Linked DNA regions of Homo sapiens: all the other regions are linked to region 2. Evidence: chromatin contacts called from ENCODE Hi-C or POLR2A ChIA-PET data. All regions are on one chromosome and are shown on one strand. The core of a region is the stretch at or near the end of the contact, and the rest is flanking DNA. Distances in the headings are between cores, read along the strand shown. Region 1 holds the start of PPP1R14B (protein phosphatase 1 regulatory inhibitor subunit 14B). Region 2 holds the start of NAA40 (N-alpha-acetyltransferase 40, NatD catalytic subunit). Region 3 holds the start of PLAAT4 (phospholipase A and acyltransferase 4). Region 4 holds the start of PLAAT5 (phospholipase A and acyltransferase 5).

Region 1 (5,047 bases), core at 2,271-4,770, 310 kb before region 2:
CCCCTTTGCCCCAGGCTCTGAGACCTCCACAAGGAGCCCTGCCTGGCCCTGGCCTTCCTCCACACCCCGCCAAGTTCTCCATCAACTCTAACCTGGCGGATCTCCTCGCTCTCAGCCCTGGCCCTGTGGGGTGTGATTATGATCTCCACTTGAGGCCCAGAGAGGGGAAGGGACTTGCCCAAGGTCACACAGCTTCTTAGGAGGATTTCAACCCTCCGACTTCCTGAGGCCCAGGAGCCTCTAGACCTCATTGGGAAAACAGAACCATGCAAGGTGGAGCTTGGCCTCTGCCCTCACAGGCTGGAGTTCAAATCCGGCTCTTGCTAGCAGCCTCTTGCTAGTGGCAGAACCTAGTCTCTCTAGGTGCCTCAGTCACCTTGTCCAGAACCTAAAGGTTGTTGTATACATAAGCAAATGGGTGGGAGATGCCAAATTGACATGAGTAGCTGGAAGCTGTGGGTATACCAGGGAGGGAGGAAAGGGCATAGGTCAGCTCTGGGGCAGTGGAACCTCCAGCTTGTGCCAGGGCTAGCAAAGCCTGGAGCCAAGGCCTGAGCTTAGGGGATCTGAGCTGTGGGCCCTAGGCCTTGTGCAAGCGTACTTTAGAGAAGCATTGGGCAGCAGCTCCTTGTGGAAAAAAACAGGATGGGCACCTGTTTCCTGGGCTTAAGCCTCTCTCCTCCCCCAACCCTGTGTCTCTGGAGGCCAGGGCAGCCCCCATTACAGGGCTCCTTCCTTCCCAGACACTTTCTTCCATCCTTGGTAATGGTAATAGGGTATCTCAGCAGGCAGTAATGGTGAAGGCAGGCAGCCTTTCCGGACTCTACCCTTGATTGAAGGAGCGGTCTTGACCCACAGGACCCTCCCCAGAGCCTCTGCTTCAAGGATGCACTCTAATGGAGGGGGGCTGGGGCCCTGGAAGGGGTAGGGCTGGGGAGGCCACAGACTGAGGCTAGAAGGAGGAGGAGCAGTGGTACACTCCAGTCCCAGTAGGGCTCAGGCAGGAGGGCCAGGGCTGGGCATGGGCCCCCAACCACAGGAGGTCAGGACCATAAGCCCCCTGAAGAGGCTCTGAGCAGGTAAGTGACTTGCATACAGCCTCTCAGCCCATGGGGCAGAGCCAGGATTTGAACCCAGTATTTCTACTCCAAGGCTAAGGTTCTGTGGCCCAGCTTCCAAGAAGGTGGCAGGCCAGCATGCCCACCTGCACCAAGTGGTCTCGGGTGGATAGCCATGGGAACTGGACAGGAATCTGGGTGTGCCTGGGCATGGCGCGGTGGGGGGAAGAGGGAGAGTCAGAAAGAATGCCTGACCTGTGGACACGGACATGGCTGGAGACCTTCACACCAACCCTGAGGGAGGACAGACAGAAAGGTCAGGGCTCAGGGTCACAGCATCTTGGGGGCAGAGCTAGGGCTGGGGGTCTTCATGGCCTGCAGGCCCCACTTCCACAGAAGCTGTTGGGCATTAGGGGCTGTTTGAGGGTCTTCCCCCTTTAATCTGTGTGCACCCTCAAGGTACAAACAATGCTTGGGTTCAGAGGGAGCTGGCCTGGCCTGGTGGGGTGTGGTGGGGAATTTGGACTGGGGTAAAGTGATCCTCCTATCAGGCCAGGCTTAGGGCAGGAGGCCAGGCCACGGATAGGGCTCCCGGTGGAGAGGGTGGATCCTACCTAATCCGCAAGAGCGAGGGTCAGCCCTTCCTCGGCACCCAGACTGGCTGAAGGGAGGCTGAGGCCGGAGGAGGGGCACGGGAAGGGGAGGGGTCAGCTCACTCTACCCTTCCCTGAACTGAGCCCTGTGAGCCCATTGCCTTCACAATGCCCAGCCTCTGTCTTCTCTTGGTCTCTTCTCTCTGACTATAGGGCAAAGGAGGAGCCCAACATCCTGGGTTGGAGTTTGGATGCAGCCCCAGCTGTGTGACCCCGGGGCCAATCCCAATCCATCTCTGAACCCCACCCGCTGCAGAGGGCTTCCCCCCACAACATCCAAAGAGTGTCTTTGAGGGGCTGGAGCAGAAACATTGCCTCTCAGATCCAAGACCCTGTTTGGGGTGGCACAAGGTGAGCCTGCCTTCCACAGAAACATCCCCCGGGAGCTGCGCAGCCTTATTGGGTGGTGTCTACAGGGTAGTGAGGAGGTTGAGTAGAGACTTCGTGTCAGGGGGTTTGAGCCACACAGCCTGGGTTCAAAGTCTCGTCTCCCGTTTTATCTAGCAGTGCGACTTAATTAACCTCTGTGGTGTAGTAATTGAACTTTCCACGAATTTTCCTATTTAATCTTTGTTACAGCCTTCTGAGGAAATGCAGGCACAGAGGAAGACATTCATTCTTTCAAAATCATTTGTTCAACCAATGCAGCGGCCTACTACGAGTGTGACATAGTTCTAGGTGCTGGAGTTCAGCGGGAGCCAGGTAATTTGCCTAATAGCAGTGGATTTGAAGACTGTTCAAGCCTGGTAGCACCAGCAGACCAGGTCGGCGCAGGCCTCAGCCCCGTGGCACTCACAATCTAGAAGTGGGAGACAGACAATACACGAATGAATGAGACCATTTAAAGATGCAGAAAATAAAATAGAGGGAGGGAATGGGATGCGCCGTCGGCTTATTGGAGGTGGGCCAGGGCTATGTGAAGGACCGAGGAGCCGCAGGGCGGGGGTGCAGGAGCCCCGGCACGGCGCCCTCTCTGCGGAGCCGACTGGGCGGCGGTCCCGACGCACGCTCCTAGGGTCAGCCGCAATTACCGCCTTTATTATTATAAGTCGCGGCCCCCGCACTGCCCAGCTCTTTGCGCCTTAGTTTCCCCCTCTGTGCGCACTCGGGTCGCGAGGCGCAGAGGACGCCCCAAACAACTTTGCGCTTCCCGGCCTGGCCGCAGGGCGGGGGAGGGGCGGCGCCGGGAGCGGACTCCGTTTCCCACAAGCCCGAGCCTCGCGCCATCTTGCCGGTGGGCGGTGGCTGCCCGGGGTTGGCCGTTTGGGCCGGCCGGGTGCCACCGCTCACCCCCAGCCCCGGCTTCTTCCGCTGGGGGCGTGGGACCTGCTACTCGGAGAGTCTAGGGACCCGGACAGCTCCTGCCCGCCTTCTCCACTCTTCCTTTCCCAGGAGCCCAGTCCACGTGTCGGTCCGTGCGGAGGAGCCCGTTCGCTCCTCGCTGGCCGAGGGCTGGAGGACCTGGACATCGGGGACCGCAGCGTCTCCTCACCAGACTCCCTGTCTGCACACGATGTCCACTCCCCTGCATTCTCAGATAGCCCCTATTCTCAGATGGCCTCAATGAGGACAGAATGAGGAAGGGTCCAATGAAGACTAGGGTCCTGGCGTGAGCGCAAATCGTCGTCCTGAGCGCTTAGAACGCCTGGGTTTGGGACTGGAAGGTTGCGTTTGGGGAGTACGGACAGCTAGGCCACCCCCTGCCGAATAGACCCTCCCCTACCCCTGCCCGGGGGCGGAGTAGGGGAGAGGGGCCTGTAGAGGGGCTGGCCCTTTAAGGGGGTGTGGTCGGGGGGCGGAGGAAGAGCGAGACAGAGAAAGCGCTTCGGCGGCTGCAGCTCGGGCGGCGGCCGCGGGGGACAAAGGGCGGGCGGATCGGCGGGGAGGGGGCGGGGCGCGGCCAGGCCAAGCCCGGGGGCTCCGCATGCTGCAGCTGCCCCCGGGCGCCCCCGCCGCCGCCCTCGCCGCGGAGCCGCGCGGAGCGGAGCCGGCGAGCTAACCCGAGCCAGCCGGCGGGCGTCCCGGAGGCGGTGGCGCAGGGAGGGGCCCGACGCTCGCACGTGGCCCCGGCGGCCGCCATGGCGGACAGCGGCACCGCGGGGGGCGCGGCGTTGGCGGCCCCGGCCCCCGGGCCGGGCAGTGGCGGCCCAGGACCACGCGTCTACTTTCAGAGCCCCCCCGGGGCCGCAGGAGAGGGCCCGGGCGGGGCGGACGATGAGGGCCCAGTGAGGCGCCAAGGGAAGGTCACCGTCAAGTATGACCGCAAGGAGCTACGGAAGCGCCTCAACCTAGAGGAGTGGATCCTGGAGCAGCTCACGCGCCTCTACGACTGCCAGGTGTGTTCCCACCCCGCGCCGACACCCCAAAATCGGTCTCGCGCCGGTCCGCCTGGCAGCTCCACTGTGAGCTCGCCTGTCACTGGAGTCAAAGGGCGCTTTGCTTCCCCGCGCGCTCCCCTCCCCTCTGCACTCCCGCCCCCAATATATACTCTTTCTTGCCTGACCTAAGTCACTTCTGCCTTCTCCGTTGCCTCGGACCCTGCCCCCCATCATGCCACTCCCCAGGTCAAGCCTAGTGTCCTCCAGACGCCTCAAGGGGTAGCCTGAGCCTTGGGCAAGAGGCAAGGGGGCTATCCTGGGCTGGCAGCGGCAGGAGGTCTCACCGCCTGGTGCCCGCTGGGTTAGACTGTGGTTACAAGGTGCTGGTCTGGTAGGACGGCTGCGGCTGGGCTGTTCTGTGGGCTAGCCTGGAGCTCCATCTTGGCGTGCGTGCAGGCTAGCCCGCTTTCTGGGCTCTGCTTCTCCACCCCCATGACTCCCTGGTTGTTCAGACGGTGACTCAGGCCCCGGGGGGCAGGGTGGAGGAGTGGGTTTGCCCGGTGCTGCCTGCCTACCCTAGCCCAGCCCTGGAATGCAGCTGACTACAAACAGGATAGGGGCTTCCTGGGGAGGGTGTGGCAGGGTGGTGGGCATCCCCTCCCTCACCAAAGCATGGGCTCTTTGTTTCCTCTTTGCCAGGCCTGGGTCCTTCCCAGTGACCCCTCAGCCTTCACTTCCTCCTCACTCCCGGGGAGCTGTGACAGGTGTTTGGGGGAGGGGAGGGGGGTATGATAAGCTGGGACAGCTGCACCCACCGGTGCTCTGGTGAGATGGGGGGCCCGGATGTTGGGGAGACACATCTGCTGGGTTCCCAGCCCAAGGTCCCCAACCCTGGCTGTCTGGCCTTGTCTGTCACCCCCCGTGCCCACTGGCAGGGACAGGAAGCTCCCCCCCCCACCCCGCTTTGGGCAGTTTGCCTTGGCACGGGCCTGATCTGTTTTCCTCCCCAGAGCAGCTG
Region 2 (5,499 bases), core at 2,360-4,859:
TGAACAGTAAAGCTCACTGTGGTTAAGTGTCTTTTCCAAGGGAGCTTTGTACAAAAAAAGAGAGTGCGGGATTTTGAATCAAAAGACCTGGATTTGATTCTCAGCTCTTTCACTTACTAGCTGCGTGACTTCAGGCAAGTTACTTAAGCTCTTTTCAGCAAGTTGCTCAAAATTTCTCTCTCAGTTTTCTTCTCCATAAAATGGGGCTCGCAATGTCTACACCAACAGTCGCAGGAGGGGACTTCTGTTTACAAAGACCTCCCTCAGATCTTCTGCCGGTGCTTTAATAAAGGTGATCTATTTTACTTTTCACAACCCAGCATGGTAGGTGTGACTACTTCTTTGATGAGAAACCTGAGGCACAGAGAGTTAAGGAACTTGCAGGGTCACAGAGGCGGTGAGGAGAGTTCTCAAAGCGGTCTCTTCCTCCCACTCCCTCCAACTCTCCCCATGAGGTGAGGGTAGATCCGCTTTATCTGGCTATGTTCACCCAGTGCTCACCAAACAGCAGATACTCAGTTCACATCTGCTGAATGAATCATCCAAGATCCAAATCCACGTTTGAACCCTAAAGTCATGCTCCTTCCACCATGTCACAATCACATGTATATGGCATTTTTTGTTATAAAGTGTTACATAAATGTTTCCATGTGCAGTGTAAAACTCTTCCCCTTACTATTCCCATTGAAAAAGTAACTCCACACACAGTTCTACGACTGGAAGGGGTCATAAAGACAAATTAAAAAAAACACACCCAGGCTGGGCGCGGTGGCTCATGCCTATAACCCCAGCACTTTGGGAGGCGGAGGTGGGTGGATTACCTGAGGTCAGGAGTTCAAGACCAGCCTAGCCAACATGGTGAAACCCCGTCTCTACTAAAAACAGAAAAAAGTAGCCAGGCATGATGGTTAATACCTGTAATTCCAGCTACTCGGGAGGCTGAGGCAGGAGAATCACTTGAGCCTGGGAGGCAGAGATTGCAGTGAGCTGAGATTGTGCCACTGCACTCCAGCCTGGGCAAAAAGAGCACAACTCTGTCTAAAAAAAAAAGGAAAAGAAAAGAAAAGAAACATCCAGATGGGAGGAGGAGCCACTTTTCAGAAAAAGAATTTGGCATCTCTTAGATTTTCAGTATCAATGTCTCTACCCCATATACTATCCAATATCCAAAAAGAATCTGTTTTTGGTGAAGCAAGAGAAATATAAATTCTAACTCCTGAAAGATGACACAAATGTGGCAACTAGGACACGTGTGTGGCAACTGAAGAGAAAGCGCTCCATCTGAAGCCTCACTCAGCCTGAGGCCAGGCTCTGCCACAGGGTAACTACAAGGAATGATGACTTCCCCAGCACCCACAGTTGTGGAATGAGGGTGATGAGACGGTTCCAGCTGTTTCAGGGAGGAGAATTCAAGTCTCTCTTACTGTCAATTTTAGGCCAGAAGAGACTTTGTAGGGTCTCATGTGAGAAACACATCTGTAAAGTATAAGATTGAGGCCCTAAAGGAAGCAAGGATCGCAGAATCTCTGGGGCATATTTCTTTTTTCCTTCACCCTGTCTTATGGTGTTGAGGGCCTGCTATTTCAGTCCAACCAACGAGGAAGTGTTGAACTAGAACGGCATGTTACACTTCTTGTTTTCTGCTTAATCCGCAGTGGCTGCTTCTGGTTAGACAGTTACTAAGGGACACAGGTTTCATTTAGTTTCAACAATGGCTGTGTCTAGGACCTTTCACCAAAATTTAGGTTAAATATGCCTAAGGTCTCTAGACTTGGTTTTCTACATATGAAGTACGTAATACCCAAAACTATTTGTTAAAACACGATGACTGTTTTGACACGGATTAGACAACTATTTTTGTCTAATAAGTTGATTTGTTCAGTCGATAAATAGTGGAGTGACGGGAAAAAAAAAAACTAGGTTAACAACAGTAGGGACAAACCCAATGGGTTAAAAATAGCACAAATCCATTTTAGATCAGTAAAGTTAAGGCTGAGGATACAGACAAAAATAACAGCCACTACTTAGGAGACACCTCCTTAGCAATCTACATCCATTATCTCACTTAATCTTCACTACTACCCTAAGGGGGAGGTATTAGCATCCCAATTACAGAGGTGAGGAAATTCAAACACATAAAGGCCAACTCACTGGCACACTATTATACCACCAGCAGCGAAGACGGGGCTGGAAGTGAGGTACCTCGGGCTCCAAAGTCAGGGTTCCCTTAAGGTGATGGAAATTCCATGTAAATACTAATATAGGCCTGTGTGGTGGCTCACGCCTGTAATCCCAGCACTTTGGGAGGCCTAGGCGGGTGAATCACGAGGTCAGGAGTTCGAGACCAGCCTGGCCAACGTGGTGAAACCCTGTCTCTACTAAAAATACAAAAATGAGCCGGGCATAGTAGCGGGCGCCTGTAATCCCAGCTGCTGGGGAGGCTGAGGCAGGAGAACCGCTTGAACCCAGAAGAAGGAGGATGCAGTGAGCCGAGATCGCGCCATTGCACTCCAGCTTCGGCGACAAGAGCAAAACTCCATATCAAAAAAAAAAAAAAAAAAAAAAAAAAAGAATACAGCCAATACTAGGAAAAGCGTTATCTTTTTAGGAGGGTGACTGATACTGCTGTAATTGAGACTTAGTAAGGTGAACGCACAGAAACTTGCAAATAACTTCTGCCCTACCCTATATCCCGGGAAAGTAAACTAAAATGCACCTCCAGGCTGCCGGCACGGAACAAGTGGTCAATATCCATCCGCGGCTGGGCCGCCGCCCCCGCCTCCCCGCATCTTCCCCGCACACCTGCACAGCCCTCCCCTTGCAAAAAACACCTGCACTACCAAAACCCCTAACAACCCAAGCGGTCGTAAGAACCATTTCATTGCAACCAGGAGGCGTCGAAGGCAGGAGTCTATGGGAAAGGAAGGCTGTGTTTATCAGGAGCAGCAGGAACCTGGTGGAGAGGTTTCGAAAGAGTGTAGGGGAACCGGCTTCGCTGAGACTCGAGTAACGGGAAGGGCAGTGGACTGGGATTCGGGAGGCCCAAGGTGGGGTCTGACGCCCCCGACAATATGACCTTGGCTAGGCGCCTTCTTTCCTCTGGGCCTCAATTCCCTCCAAGCCAGGGTTGACCTCGGATGTGAAAAGCGACGAAGCTGGTGACAGCCAGGTGATGAGTGACCCTGGGGGAGCGGGAAGCTAACCCCAGGGTCCCCGCGGGGGACGGTGGTGGGGAGGCCAGTAACGGGTCCGCGAAGCAGGAAGGGGCGGGCGTGACGCTGGGGGCGCCGAGGGGGTGGGGCCCCGGACCAGGGGCTCTCCAGAGGATTCCCGGGCTAGGCCTAGCGTAGGGACCCTTAGAATGGGGGAGTCGGGTCATGTGGGGGTCAGGGGTCACGTGAGGCTGGAGGGGGTCGGGGTCACGTGAGAGGGGGGTTTAAGAACAAAGGGGGCGAGGGTAGCGAGGAGCGCCCCTGGACCTCCCATCTCCTCTCTCTGCCTCACTCACCCCCATAGCGGCGGCGACAACGCTCAGCTTCTTCTTCACACACTTGCCGGCAGGGAGGCGGCAACGGCGGTGGCTGCAACAGCGGCGGCAGCAGAGCGGACGGCCCTGCAACGCGCATGCGCCTCGCAGCTTCCCCCCCCCCCCCCGCCCAACCGCGCGCCCTCGTACCGCGCCGGCGCAGAACCGGCGCAGGGCAGCGGTGAGCCGGCGCGCAGGTGGAGCGCCCGCTAGGCTGGCCGAGGGTCTCCGACCAGGAGGAGGCGGGAGCGCGGAGGAGCGTCGCGCCGGGAATGACGTGCGGCCAGAGCCCGCCCCCTCGCAGGGCTGCGTCTGTAACTATGGCAACGGCGGCGCCAGGCCTGGCTGCTCACCCAGGCCGTGAGTCGCGCGCCGCTGGGGGCCGGGTGGTTGGCAGCACCTCCCCTGCGGCCAGCGACTCCTTGGCCCCGCGCGTAGCAGCCGGCGGCACAGCCACCTTCCCAGGCGGCCAATCGCGTCTCGACCTCTAAAGTACCTGCCCCTCCAGAGCCCTAGCGCGCGTAGCGGAAGTCTTTGGAAACTTTCCCACCTTCCAGATCTTGACTCTTGAAATTCCTTTTCTAACCAGAGTCCTGTTACTCATTCATTCGTCTTCTAACCATTCATTCCCCCTCATTCATTCACGTTCTCAATAAAAATTAACTCGCATCTACGCGGTGCTGAGCCCAGGGGGCACAGAGAGGAGCGAGGTGCCATCTCAGCGCCACACCTCAGGGTTTAGAGGGGAGACGGGCACGTAAGCACTGTTTAGGAGAGAGTGGACAGTGCTGTTAGCGTGAACACCAGGCATCCCGGAAAGTTTTAATTTCAACCCATCCCCAGCACACCGGAGTGACCCGCACGTGACCCGAATCCAAACCGCCGGGGGCGCTTCCGCAGTGTGCACACCTCTGCCAACCTCCCCCAGAATCTCCAGGGGTGGAGCCAGAGTCTTCACTTCCTAGTGCTCCCCAGGTAGGGAGCGAAAATTAGTGAAATGCTTCAAGACGAAAATTAGTGAAATGCTGCCCAACACTTAAGCTTCATGGACTTTTTCAGGTTTTGCTCATTATTCCATCTTTTTGTTTTTTTAAGAGACAGGGTCTCGCGGTCGCCCAGGCTGGAGTGCAGTGGTGCAATCACAGCTCACTGCAGCCTCGACCTCCTGGGCTCAAGCGATCCTCCCGCCTCAGCCTCCTGAGTAGCTGGGACTACAGGTGTGCACTACCATACGCAGCTCAATTTTTATTTATTTTTTGTTGAGATGGGGTCTCACTGTGTTACACAGACTGGTCCCAAACTCCTGGGCCCAAGCGATCCTCCCACTTTGGCCTCCCAAAGTGCTAGGATTACAGGCGTCAGCCACTGTGCTTAGCCTCATTATTCCAACTTTAGTGCTCAGTACAGTGGTGGCCTCAACAACATTTATCCAGTGCCTACTGTATGCTAGGCACTGTTCCAAGCAGCAAGGAAAACAACAATAAGAAACAGAATAGGCACCACCCTTGTATCCTAGAAGGAGGAGACCGATAATAGATGAAATAAATAGGTAATATACATAGTTAGTTAAATGATACAGGCTCGGCCGGGCGCGGTGGCTCACGCCTGTAATCCCAGCACTTTGGGAGGTAGAGGCGGGCGGATCACGAGGTCAGGAGATCGAGACCATCCTGGCTAACACAGCGAAACCCCGTCTCTACTAAAAAAATACAAAAAATTAGCCGGGCAGGGTGGCGGGCACCTGTAGTCCCAGCTACTCGGGAGGCTGAGGCAGGAGAATGGCGTGAACCCGGGAGGCGGAGCTTGCAGTGAGCCGAGATTGTGCCACTGCACTCCAGCCTGGGCGACAGAGAGAGTCTCAAAAAAAAAAAAAAATGATACAGGCTCTAGAAGGAAGAAAAAGCAGGGAGAGAGCACAGGGAAGGTCAAGATTTATAGTTGTGGCCTGGCGCAGTGCCTCACACCTGTAATCC
Region 3 (5,712 bases), core at 1,867-4,366, 400 kb after region 2:
AATGGCACGATCTCGGCTCACTGCAACCTCTGCCTCCGGGGATCAAGTGATTCTCCTGCCTCAGCCTCCTGAGTAGCTGGGATTACAGGTGTGTGCCACCACACCTGGCTAATTTTGTATTTTTAGTAGAGATGGGGTTTCTCCATGTTGGTCAGTCTGGTCTTGAACTCCTGACCTCAGGTAATCTGCCCACCTCGGCCTCTCAAAGTGCTGGGATTACAGGCATGAGCCACCGTGCCCGGCCCTCTCATTATCCTTTTAACAAATATTTTGAAAATTATATATTCATCAGTCCTTACTTGGAGGAGCCAGATGGATCACGTAGCCATCTCCTATATACAGGGCCCAGTGCTCATAGCCAAGGCGGAAAATCTCAATCAGGTCTCCAGGTTTGGGCTCTTGGTGTGGCTGCAACAGAAAAGCCAGAGATGGAGTACCCGGCCTTCTAGGCAACAGCAGAGACCCTGGCTGGGGGAGCTGCAGCTCATCCTGGAGACGCCTTGCTGATGTTCATCAGCTGCTAGCCCCATGAGATCCTCAGCCCTGCTGTCACTTTCAGAGGCTCTTCTCAGTGGGGGCACTGGGGGCTGGAAGCCTGGAGAATGATCTTGTGGGATGGGAGACAGAAGGACCGTCTGGGCGCATGTGTGACATGTGTGTGCTGTGTGTGTGCATGCTGAGGATGCAGATGTGTGTGCATGTGTGCATTGTACACATGCTCCTCAGTAGGCCGACTCAAGAGCCTGCATGAACCAGCACCTTCACTGAGGCCAGGAGCAAGGCTGGGAAGGTGAGTCTTGAGCTCTCCGCCCTCTGCAGACTGACCCTCAGTTCCTCATCACTCCTGCCCTGTGCCTCTCCATGGCCCCAAGAGCCACCTCCTCCTCAGACCTTGCCCCATCCAGCCTCAGGACACCTATCTCTTGGAGATGACACCCTGGGAGACAGGAGCTCACAGCATCCTGCTGGGACCTGAGTGGGGTCTTGTGGGGCCCCCCAGCTCCCAGCACTGAGGGGGCTCTGCACTCACAGAACAGGCCTCTGTGGGAACTTGTCCTACAATAACTGCACCATCTCCACAGCCCCAGGGGAAGGCATGATCATCCCATTGCACAGATGGGGAAACTGAGGATCAGAGAGGTGGCAGGGCTTTCCTGAGAACACTCAGCTGGAAGGAGGCCGAGCTGGTTCTTCCCTGCACACCCCTCACCCTGGTTCCTGTCTTGGCCACCTTCTTCCCCTTCCTCACCTCCTTCCCACTTCTCCATGTCCTGCCCCAGGGCATAGCAGCCTCATGACTGGAGGATTTTTCCATTTTCACCCTCTCTGTCCCTGTCCTCAGTGGGTGACAGCCTCCTCCTCCCTCATCCCAGGATGTCCCATCATAGACCTGGGGTCTGCTCTCCTTTGCCCTCTTCCTCATGCCAATATCCAGTCACTAAAACCAATCAATGTGGACTCCGGAAGCTTCTCCTTGTTGGTGTGCTTGTCAATATCCCATCCACTGACTTGGTTCAGGCAGCCCCATGCCTGCCTCTGTGACCCCCACAACCCCCTGACCAGCCCCTGCCTCCTGTCCCTGCCACTCCATATCCAACTCCTCAGAACCCATGGTGGCCTTCCCAAGGGCACATCTGGCCATGACCGTCCTCTGACCTCAGGGCCCAGGACACACCCTGTGGGCAGCTCCCAGGCCCTTCCTGACTGGCCCTTCCTCACCCTCCTCTCCCTCCCTGGGCTCTGCACCCACAGGCCCACTGAGTGACATCCCAGCCCCTCACTACTGCCCTGGCTCTGGTCTCTGCTGCTCTGCACATCTGGTTCTCCCTGCCTCCATCACTTCCCTGCAGCCACTCTTCCTCTTCCCCTCCCTCAAACCCCCTCACCTGAGAAGCTGCCCTGATGGCCCCAGCCTGGCTCAGCTGACCCGCCACCCCACTCCTAGGACCTGGGTCCCCGGGGGCCTCTGCTGCTCTCTGCAGGGGTCAAGTTGAGCTGCAATTCCCTGTGCCTCCCTGTGCCCCTCTGGGCTGTGAGCTCCAGGCAGGCAGGATCCTGTGTGCTCCTCCCTCCCTGCACCTCCAGGACCCAGTGAAGGGCCTGGCGTAGAATGGGGCAAGGAAATAGACAAGGAAGAGGGAGGAGAAAGGAGCAGGGCCAGGACTCCCTCCCAGCTCCTCCTCTGTATGTCAGGGCACCACAGGAGATGGTTTCCATGTGGGGAGAGAGAGGGGCTTTTAACTGCAATGCTGAATGTCTAAAACCACAGTCAAGGTACTGGCAACCTCAGCTGGTGGCCAGTGAGATATGAGCTTTGGCCTGGGCTCCCTGTTAAAAGCCCTGATTTGTTTTGGCAGCAGTAAAGCCCTTCCCCAGGATCAGGTGGTGCTGTTGGAGTGGGCTGCCCTCCAGAATTTGCAGGACTCCTTCCCGGAATGGTTTTGTTTCTAGTAATAGCCTGAGCCCCGCTGTTCCTTTTTAGTCACACACCACCGAGCTCAGCCTGCTCTCCCTAGAGCTTCTGCCAATCGGTACATCTGGGCTGATAGGAGGAGAAATTTCAGTTTTCAGAAAGCTGCTGAGATTAGAATGCACCTTAGAAGGCTGGATGATGCCACAGAGGAACGAGGAGAGAGAAAGCATCGTTTGGGGCCGAGAAGGGACTGAGCCCCAGTCACAGCAGAAGCAGACGATGTTGGGATTTGCTTGCTTCCCACAACCCAGAGTCCCCCACCTGCCCACACTCTGGCTTCTCCTCAGGCTGAGGTAGATTTGACACCCGGCACCCCACAGCTCTCTACTACATGGGAGTCCCGGGCTCCCCGCACTGTGCCAGTTACGCAGAGGAGGTGGACTCTGCCCAGAGGACTCCCTGTCCAGCTGGGCAGATGCACTTTTAAAAGACAAATACAGTTTTCCATGACAGCCTTCTAAAGACGAGCTCTGGAGCTGTGTGCCCAAGGCCAGGAGCCTGGACTGAGGCCTTTCCTAGGGGGAGCTGCCCAACTGCTGTAGAGTCAGTAATGCAAAGCCCTGGGAAACTTACCGAAGCCATCTCGAAGCCAAGAGGAGGTCTGGTGCTCCTCTTGTTTGTGGATCAGCTTTTATGCTGAAGGAGAGAATTTCACTTTCACTTTCCTTTTGACACTGTTTCAACCTCACTTAAATACTAAACACTGTTTAAAAGAGACAACTGTTTAAAAAGGAGCTATTTCTCTAGATGGAAGGACTAATCATTTCTTACACAAGCCATGGACTCATTGGTGCTTTAAAGCCACCTTGGGAGCAGCCAGAGTCGAAGGGGAGCCCTGAATTTCTGCCCTTGCTTGAGAAATAAAGGTCTTTTCTTTTTTTTTCTTTTTTGTTTGTTTGTTTGTTTGTTTGTTTGTTTTTTTGAGACAGAGTTTCGCTCTTGTCACCCAGACTGGAGTGCAATGGTGCGATCTCGGCTCATTGCAACCTCTGCCTCCCGGGTTCAAGTGATTCTCCTGCCTCAGCCTCCCAGGTAGCTGGGATTACAGGCACCTGCTGCCATGCCTGGCTCATTTTTCCATATTTAGTAGAGACGGGGTTTCACCATGTTGGCCAGGATGGTCTCGATCTCTTGACCTTGTGATCTGCCTCCCCGTCGGTCTCCCAAAATGCTGGGATTACAGGTGTGAGCCACCGCACCTGGCCAAAATAAAGGTCTCTTCTAAAAAGAACCCTGGGCAGCTCTTCCTACTCCAGGAAGGGGAGGCATTCGGAGGCAGGGAGATGTCAATCCCCAGTGCACCCCATAGGACATTGTCTTGTAAAGACACCCAGAAAATATTGGGCCAGAAGTCTTGGGAGAAGGCCAGAGGGGGTGTTTCATTCCATGGGGATGCCCTGGAGGTGAGGGGTACCTTAGACCATGTGGAGCCTGGGAGCTCATGGCCCCATTAAAATGCATTTGGGTGCAAGAAGCAGAACTAAACTCAAAAGGGCTTCAACAGCCTGGACACCCATTGTCTCGGTAACAGAAAGGCAGGAAGAGGGTGACTCAGGTTGGGTTTAGTGGCTCACCAAGGTCACCAAGGACTCAGCAGGCTGTCTCCATTGCACTGGTCCTGGGTCTGCACTGTTGCCCTGCAGGGACTCCCATGGCTGTAGCAGCCTTGAGTGGCCCATTTTTACCTGGCTATGCCCAAAAGATGGAGGGAAAGATAATTCTCATTTGTCTTTTTTTCAGGGAGTTAAGTCTTTCCCACAGTTCCCCAGATGACCTGTTCCCTTCTCCATTGGCCAGAACTGGGCCATATTTTCACACCCAACCAGAGGCCTAGACAGGTGGATCACTTGAGCCCACGAGTTCAAGACCAGCCTGGCCAACATGGCGAGACCCCGTCTCTGCTAAAAATACAGAAAAAAAAATTAGCCGGGCATGGTGGCATGTGCCTGTACTCTCAGCTACTTGGGAGGCGGAGATGGGAGGATCGCCTGAACCCAGAAGTCAGGCTGCAGTCAGCTGAGATTGCTCCACTGCAGTCTAGCCTGGGCAACTGGAGTGAAACCATGTCTCAAAGCAAAACAAAACAAAAAACCCCCATTTCTGTTGTTTAGGTTAGCATGCCTCTGGGTTTCACTCAAAACACTGTTGAACGATGTTGCTGTGTTTGGGCAGAGCTTCCAGGGACCGCTGTGGATATCATGAGGAAGCCTCAGAGCTTTCTCGGGCAGAGCTTCTACAGGTGTCTTGCCGTGGTCAGTTTCTTTGCTGTTTTTATGGCCCTCTGCAGGAGTGTCCATGGTCATTATCTCAGCCACCTTTTGGTTTCAGTTTCTCATCAGGTCTTGGGGGTGTCTGGCCACAGCAGATGTTATCTTATTACCTCAGTCCTTTATACCTATGTTTATCATTTTGAGGGTTCAGCAGTTTCACTGTGGGCTGAGTCACTTGTCGTAAGTGACTCCATTTTGAAATATTTAGGATCACAAAACTCTTTAAGGGGGCCCCCACAAGAGTCTGCATTCAACAATCCCAGAGTCTGGGTTTTTGCCTTGTGGCATAATAAAAATTTTTATTTTTAAATAAATTTATGCCTTGTAGCATAATAAAAGTTTATTTATGCCTTATGTGGCATGATAAAAAAATATATTTTTGGTCTTTGACCCCAGTTCCAGACACAGAGGTCCTAAGACCCTTGGAATTTCCTGAGTGATAGGATGTCATGTTATTCAGAAGGAGTCTCTGTCAAACAAATCTGAGTTTATGCTAATGAGGTGGCTCTTGGTTGAGGAGGGAGAGCTGGATAACTTCAGGTTGGGGACTGATCACCATTATTTAATCAGTAATGTCTACATTATGCAGCCTCCGTAGAAACCCCTACATGACGGGGTTGGGAGAGCTTTGGGGCAGGTGAACACAGATGTGGTGGGAGACTGGCCTGGCTGGAGAGGGCATGGTGGCAAAGATTCTCTGTGTGACCACATTTTAGTCAGGTTCCCAAACCTCTTCCTAGGCACATCTGTACTTCCTTGTAAAATCTAATTTTAGCAAAGGACCCTGCCAAGTCAGTTTAGCAGGAACTTCCCACCCTCAATATCTGACCGGGTTCATCCTTCTCACTGTCCTCCAGGTGATGTCTGATCACCCCGGCCTGTCTTCAGCAAGAATCCTGTTAGTGTGGTTTAACCAGAATCTCTCTTGCCCCTGAGGTTTCCTCTTTGTAATTTTGCATCCACTGACCT
Region 4 (5,467 bases), core at 2,291-4,790, 450 kb after region 2:
ATAATAATGTGAATTGGGGATTAAAAAGGGGCAGACTAAAATAGCATGGGTAGGAAAGATTAGAGTGAAAGTGTTCCAAGGTCCTTACATTGTTTCAGAGGATTGTTTAGGATATTAATTTTAGACTTAAGCATACATGTTAAAATTTCAAGGGCAATAAGTAAAAGAATACAGTGTAAACTTCCAAATAAGTAGAGGGAAAATGCAATATACTAAGATTAGATATTTATGAAGAATATTAGAAGAATTCATTGAAAGGTTTTAAAACCTAACAATAGAGAGATAGAATACATTATTAACTGAAAGAAACAATTTTGTAAAGATGCCAAAATTGCCAAGCTGATTTATTGATTTACTGTAATTCCAAGCAAAATGCCAATAGGGTATTTTGAGCAACTTGACAAACTAGTTTTGCAATTTATAATGAAAGGCAAAAGCTCAAGCATGGTTGAGAAGTTCCTGAGGAAGAATAAGTAAGGAGGGATCTTGAGATATTTGTACATCAAGATTTATCATAAAGATGTAGCAATTAAAACCACATGATAGTAGCACAAAGACAGATACATTTATCAGTGATACTGAATAGAGTCAACAGTATTCCTGCTCTTTCAAAGCATTATGCAGGACAGAGGTGGCCTTGTTCATCTATGAAGAAGTGGAAACTATCAACAAGTGATGCTGAGACAGTTATTCATATGAGGAAAAATGAAGTTGGATCCCTGCCTCCCACATATACAAAAATCAATTCCAAATGGATTAGCGAAAAAGGCAAAATTTAAAAACATTTTCAAGAAAATATAGGAGACTATCTGGCCAGGCACGGTGGCTCACGCCTGTAATCCCAGTACTTGGGAGGCCAAGGCAGGCAGATCATGAGGTCAGGAGATCGAGACCATCCTGGTTAACATGGTGAAACCCTGTCTCTACTAAAAATACAAAAAAAAAAAAAAAAAAAAAAAGAAAATTAGCTGGCCATGGTGGTGGGCGTCTGTAGTCCCAGCTACTCAGGAGGCTGAGGCAGGAGAATGGCGTGAACCCGGGAGGCAGAGCTTGCAGTGAGCCAAGATAGCACCACTGCACTCCAGCCTGGGCGACAGAGCAAGACTCCATCTCCAAAAAAAAAAAAAAAAAAAAAAAAAAAGAAAATATAAGAGAATGTTTTCTGAATTCAGGGCAAGAAAGACTTCATGAAAAGATAGGGAGCTGACCACAAAAGAAAAGACATGAATTCTACTTGTCAGAAGACATCATGAAGAAAGTGAAAAGACAAGCCATGAACTGCAAGAAAATGTGTGTAAACAAGTATAACTGACTAAAGATGAGTATCAAGAATATACAAAGAGCTCTACAAATCAAAAAGAACACAACTCCAAAGAAAAATGGGCAAAGGACATGAACAGACACTTTTAAAAAGAGGGAATGTGATAAATATATGTAAAGGTCTCAACTTTATTAGTGATCAGGGAAATGCAAATTAAAACGCTGGTGAAATACTATTTTACATTCACTCACCTGGAAAAATCAAGAAGTGTGACAATACTAAGTGTTGGTGAGGATGTAAATTAATAAATCTTACCCATTGCTGGTAGAAGTGAAATTGGGACCACCAATTGGGGAAATAGTTCTAGTGTTTTATTGTAAAGTTGGATATTTGTATATACTCCTAGGTATTACATCTTGTGTGATGTCTGCATGCATACACCAGGATACAAATTGGGTTCTTCTCAATTGTTTCCAACCCCAAATTGAAAAAAAAAAAAAAAAAAAAAAGAACCAACAAATCACCAAGTGGCTTTATCACTAGGTCAATAAATTGTGGTATAGCCACATAGTGGAATATTTTACTGCAGTGAAAATGAATTACAGGACTATACAGCACTGTGTATGTATTATAGAAACAACTTTGAAAGAAGAAAATTGCAGAAGAGAACTTAACAGCATGATACCATTTGTCTTAGTCCATTTGGGCTGCTATAACAAAATACCATACGCTGGGTGGCTTATAAACAACAACAATTTATTTCTCACAGTTCTGGAGGCTGGGAAGTCCAAGATCAAGGCACCAGCAGATTCCTGTCTTGTGAGGGACTGGTCTCAGCAACTGCTGTGTTCTCACATGGTGGAAGTGGCTAGGTAGCTCTGCAGGACCTCCTTTATAAGGGCTCTTATGAATCCCACTCATGACCAAAGGGCCCATCTCCTGATACCATCACTTTGGGGGTTAGAATTCTAGCACATGAATTTTATGGAGTCACAAACACCCAGACCATAGCACCATTTTTATAAAGTTTCAGAGAAGCAAAACAAAGTGATGTATTAGGGATACAAAGAAGCGATTTAAAAAACTATTTTAAAAAGTGAGGGTATGACAGACACAAAGGTCAGGATAGACGTTGGGCGTGCAGAGGGAGAAGGGATAAGGAAGGAATCCATAGGTGGGGAGCATCTGTACTAGGAATGTTCCATTTCTTACGTAGGATGGTTTTGTCATGGGTAGTAATTACATTATGTTTCCTAACTGTGTGCGAGAGAGAAGGAAAGAGAAAATCAGTTGGGGAAGACTCAATGCAGAAGCGGCCTGCCTGAAAAGTCACAGCAACAGGCAAAAATAAAACAACCTGGTAAAAAACTCAGGCTCCACCTGCACACAGATAAGCAGACAGGGTCCAGCACAGAAGCCTTTTGTTCTTTGTATAATTAGGGAGCTCCCAGGAAAGTTTTCTCCCCTTTTCAGGCATATACATGGTGGGAACTTTCACAGGGAGGAGGGGGGCTTACCTAAAACAAACCCACAGTTATGCAAACAAAAAAGGCGGTGCTTTGTGCTTGCATAGATACATAACCACAGCTGCGTAAGACAGCTTTACTGATAAGAGAAGTTACTCAAACTACTACAGAGATAAGAGATTTTCTTGCAAAAGCTTTTGAATTCAGCTGTAACAGGGCAATCCACTTGCATACTCAGCTCACTGTGGAGAGCTTTCTTCTTTCGCTTATTAAACTTTCGCTCCCACCTCACCTTATGTCCCGTTCCTTAATTTTCTTGGAGTAGGACAAAGAATCCCGGGTATCAGTCCAGACAAGGAGAAACTGCTACATTAAGGTACATTGGCAAGACTGCAACATGTGTATTCCATGTACTTTTTCATAAGTTATCTATTACGTAAGTGTAGATTTCATTTTCTATATATTTTTAAAAATAAAACAACTCTGAATTGTTCAAGATTTTAACCCCTGATTGTGCCTCCCAAGGCTTCCTAATCTGGTCTCCATTTACCCCTCCAAGTCACGCCTCTGTTCCAAACCGTTCAGCTTCTCCAGCCACTTTAGGCACCACCTCTGAGCCTTTGCTGTTTCCATGACCTTCCCCAAAACGAATAACCTCCTTCGCCCCTCTCCGCCTAAAAGACCCACAGATTCCCGGGCCTCTAAGCGCCCCGTTTCGTCCCATTCTGTTCTCGGACGCGCTCACTGCGCCCGCGCCACTGTCGCCACCCCGCGCGCCTCTGCCGTTTGCAGCCCGCGGCGCTTTCCCCTCCGCGGTTCCTCCCCGAGCCGCCCCCAGTGCCCAAGCTTCCGCGGCTCCGCCGACCAGGGGCCGCGCCGACTGGGAACTCGCCAGGGGCGTAGTCCCCTGCAAGGCCTGGGGGCCGGCGAGGCCGCAGAGGCGGGATGGGCCTGAGCCCGGGCGCCGAGGGGGAGTACGCGCTCCGCCTCCCTAGGATTCCCCCACCCCTCCCCAAACCCGCCTCGCGAACCGCCAGTACCGGGCCCAAGGACCAGCCGCCTGCGCTCAGACGTTCAGCTGTGCCCCACTCAGGTCAGCCCCAAGAATGCGGCTGAAGGACAATCCGCAATTGTCCTTCAGGTCCCAGCGGGCGGTTACCCTCAAAGCTCCTTTTCTTAAGACATTTGGCGATTGTGTTGTCTGTTAGCCATCATGAGCGAGTATTTCAGAACGACCGCTTGTTATAAAGCTAATCAAAGCGAGCCAGGCAGCCACTCCCTCCTTCCCGCTATATCTCATATGGAAGTGAGGCAGTGGTGGCAGCTCCGGAGGGTGGTGTTAAGACCGGCTCTGGCTCGGCAGAGGTTCCTCCCATCGGGCTTAGGATAGAGGCGAGGCGCCCTTCTTCATCCTCTCCCCGATTCCGTTCCCAGGAATCCCAAAGTCTCTCTTTGGCAGAGGAACTGAACCCGCTCCAGCACCTAGTTCCACAACCCTCTCCATTCATCCCAAGATTTTCTGAGGCCTAACCAGGGGCCAGGCACGATGCTAGACTAGAGCTCTGAGCCCACTCTCCGTAGCGGTCAAGGTGCTTGCTCGAACTCTCCTTTCACAGGTCTAAATAGCATTTCCCCCCTTGAATTAGAAGAATCCGTGGGATTCGCAGCGTTGGTCCAGCTCCCAGCCAAGCAGCCTCCGCCGGGCACATTAGAACAGGGCAGAAGCATCCAGCAAGGGTAAGAAGATTGTAAGGTTGGGGTCTTTGGGTGGAAGAAATCTTTTGGAGAATTGACTTGGAATGCAGTTCTGTAAAACAAACCCAGAGGTGGTTTTTGTGTGAACCAGCCAGCCGGTACCCAGCAAGGGGAAGGCTGGTGTGATCCTGGGTGATAACAGATGGTACTGGGCTTGGGACCTGCTGGCCACAGGCATGCGTTGCAGCTGTTTCTAGCCACAAGGCCATTCTCTAGACCCCAGAGAAATGAATGGCTTTAGCAGGAGGCTTACAGTATTGTCCTTGGTCTCACTAATCAGTGAACAATGAGTCGGCCTTTGGCAGATTTCCTGAATTCACTTTCATTAACAACATGATGATTGCTGCTTTAAAAAATTCCGAGGGGCTGAAATTTTGGAGAGGAGCTCTACTGAAAATGAGGGGTGTCCCCTCTGCCCCACACACTATTTTTTTCTGGAGAAGAGTTTAAAGCATGGGAAAAGGTAAAGAAAAAGTCATTTCTGAGTTGGTGGTATACCAGATGTTTACATGTGCTGTGTCCTTTCACCTTCTTGACCACTGTGAGACACATTTTCATCTCTATTTTTAAAGATAATCAAGCTGAGAGTCAGACATTAATTTACTAGCTCAAGGTGGGACAGCAATCATGAAAGCTAGGATTCAAACCTAGATCTTTTGGCTTCGAAGTATTTTACTCTACTATACTACCTTAATTTAATATGCTTGAAAGCATATTCTTGCCTTTCATTTCTGTCCTCTCCTGTAACATTTTGTTTCAAGGGAGAAATATACTGATTTCATTCATATTACTTGCAGTTGCAGTGTTGTGGCTTATCAAGCTTTCTTAGAAATCTGGGGCTAATTATTGGAAGAAAGAGTTCAAGGGGTTTGCCTCTGGGCAGTAGGGCTGGGATGAAAAGGGAAAGGAGGAAGGCTCCTTGCATTTCATTATAAATTCTTATGTACTGGAAACCATGTGCAAGTATCACTTTGATAAACATTAA

Evidence for each region. Hi-C counts contacts between places; a loop is a spot of excess contacts on that map. ChIA-PET counts read pairs that join two places held with the same protein, here RNA polymerase II (POLR2A). Pooled maps may share reads with other maps.
Region 1: a pooled map shows a loop between it and region 2 (9-fold over the local background). The contact joins the promoter of PPP1R14B here to the promoter of NAA40 in region 2. A Hi-C loop is called at or near these places in 5 of 37 single-sample maps with no recorded cell type and 11 of 50 pooled maps. POLR2A ChIA-PET finds 5 or more read pairs at or near these places in 3 of 52 experiments (H1, OCI-LY7 and activated T-cell).
Region 3: a pooled map shows a loop between it and region 2 (7-fold over the local background). The contact joins the promoter of PLAAT4 here to the promoter of NAA40 in region 2. A Hi-C loop is called at or near these places in 5 of 50 pooled maps.
Region 4: a map of ovary shows a loop between it and region 2 (4-fold over the local background). The contact joins the promoter of PLAAT5 here to the promoter of NAA40 in region 2. A Hi-C loop is called at or near these places in 1 of 168 maps with a recorded cell type or tissue (ovary) and 5 of 50 pooled maps. POLR2A ChIA-PET finds 5 or more read pairs at or near these places in 1 of 52 experiments (HCT116).

Annotation. Positions count from the first base shown.
Region 1 is chr11:64,245,416-64,250,462 of GRCh38, reverse strand. It overlaps PPP1R14B (protein phosphatase 1 regulatory inhibitor subunit 14B), which reads left to right and starts at 3,520. Exons shown (of 4, transcript NM_138689.3): 1 at 3,520-4,047. The coding sequence starts at 3,790. It overlaps PPP1R14B-AS1 (PPP1R14B antisense RNA 1), which reads right to left and starts at 4,597. Exons shown (of 2, transcript NR_135087.1): 1 at 4,374-4,597; 2 at 2,249-2,510. RefSeq lists enhancers at 141-788, 789-1,434, 1,435-2,082 and silencers at 2,807-2,946, 3,667-3,846.
Region 2 is chr11:63,937,112-63,942,610 of GRCh38, reverse strand. NAA40 (N-alpha-acetyltransferase 40, NatD catalytic subunit) reads right to left here and starts at 3,609. Exons shown (of 8, transcript NM_024771.4): 1 at 3,509-3,609. The coding sequence starts at 3,514. RefSeq lists silencers at 3,503-3,688, 3,618-3,697, 3,958-4,007 and enhancers at 3,728-3,867, 4,106-4,606.
Region 3 is chr11:63,534,212-63,539,923 of GRCh38, reverse strand. PLAAT4 (phospholipase A and acyltransferase 4) reads right to left here and starts at 3,116. Exons shown (of 4, transcript NM_004585.5): 1 at 3,047-3,116; 2 at 300-408. The coding sequence starts at 3,055. RefSeq lists enhancers at 3,168-3,217, 4,875-4,964.
Region 4 is chr11:63,489,240-63,494,706 of GRCh38, reverse strand. It overlaps PLAAT5 (phospholipase A and acyltransferase 5), which reads left to right and starts at 3,540. Exons shown (of 6, transcript NM_001146729.2): 1 at 3,540-3,820; 2 at 4,374-4,464. The coding sequence starts at 3,673.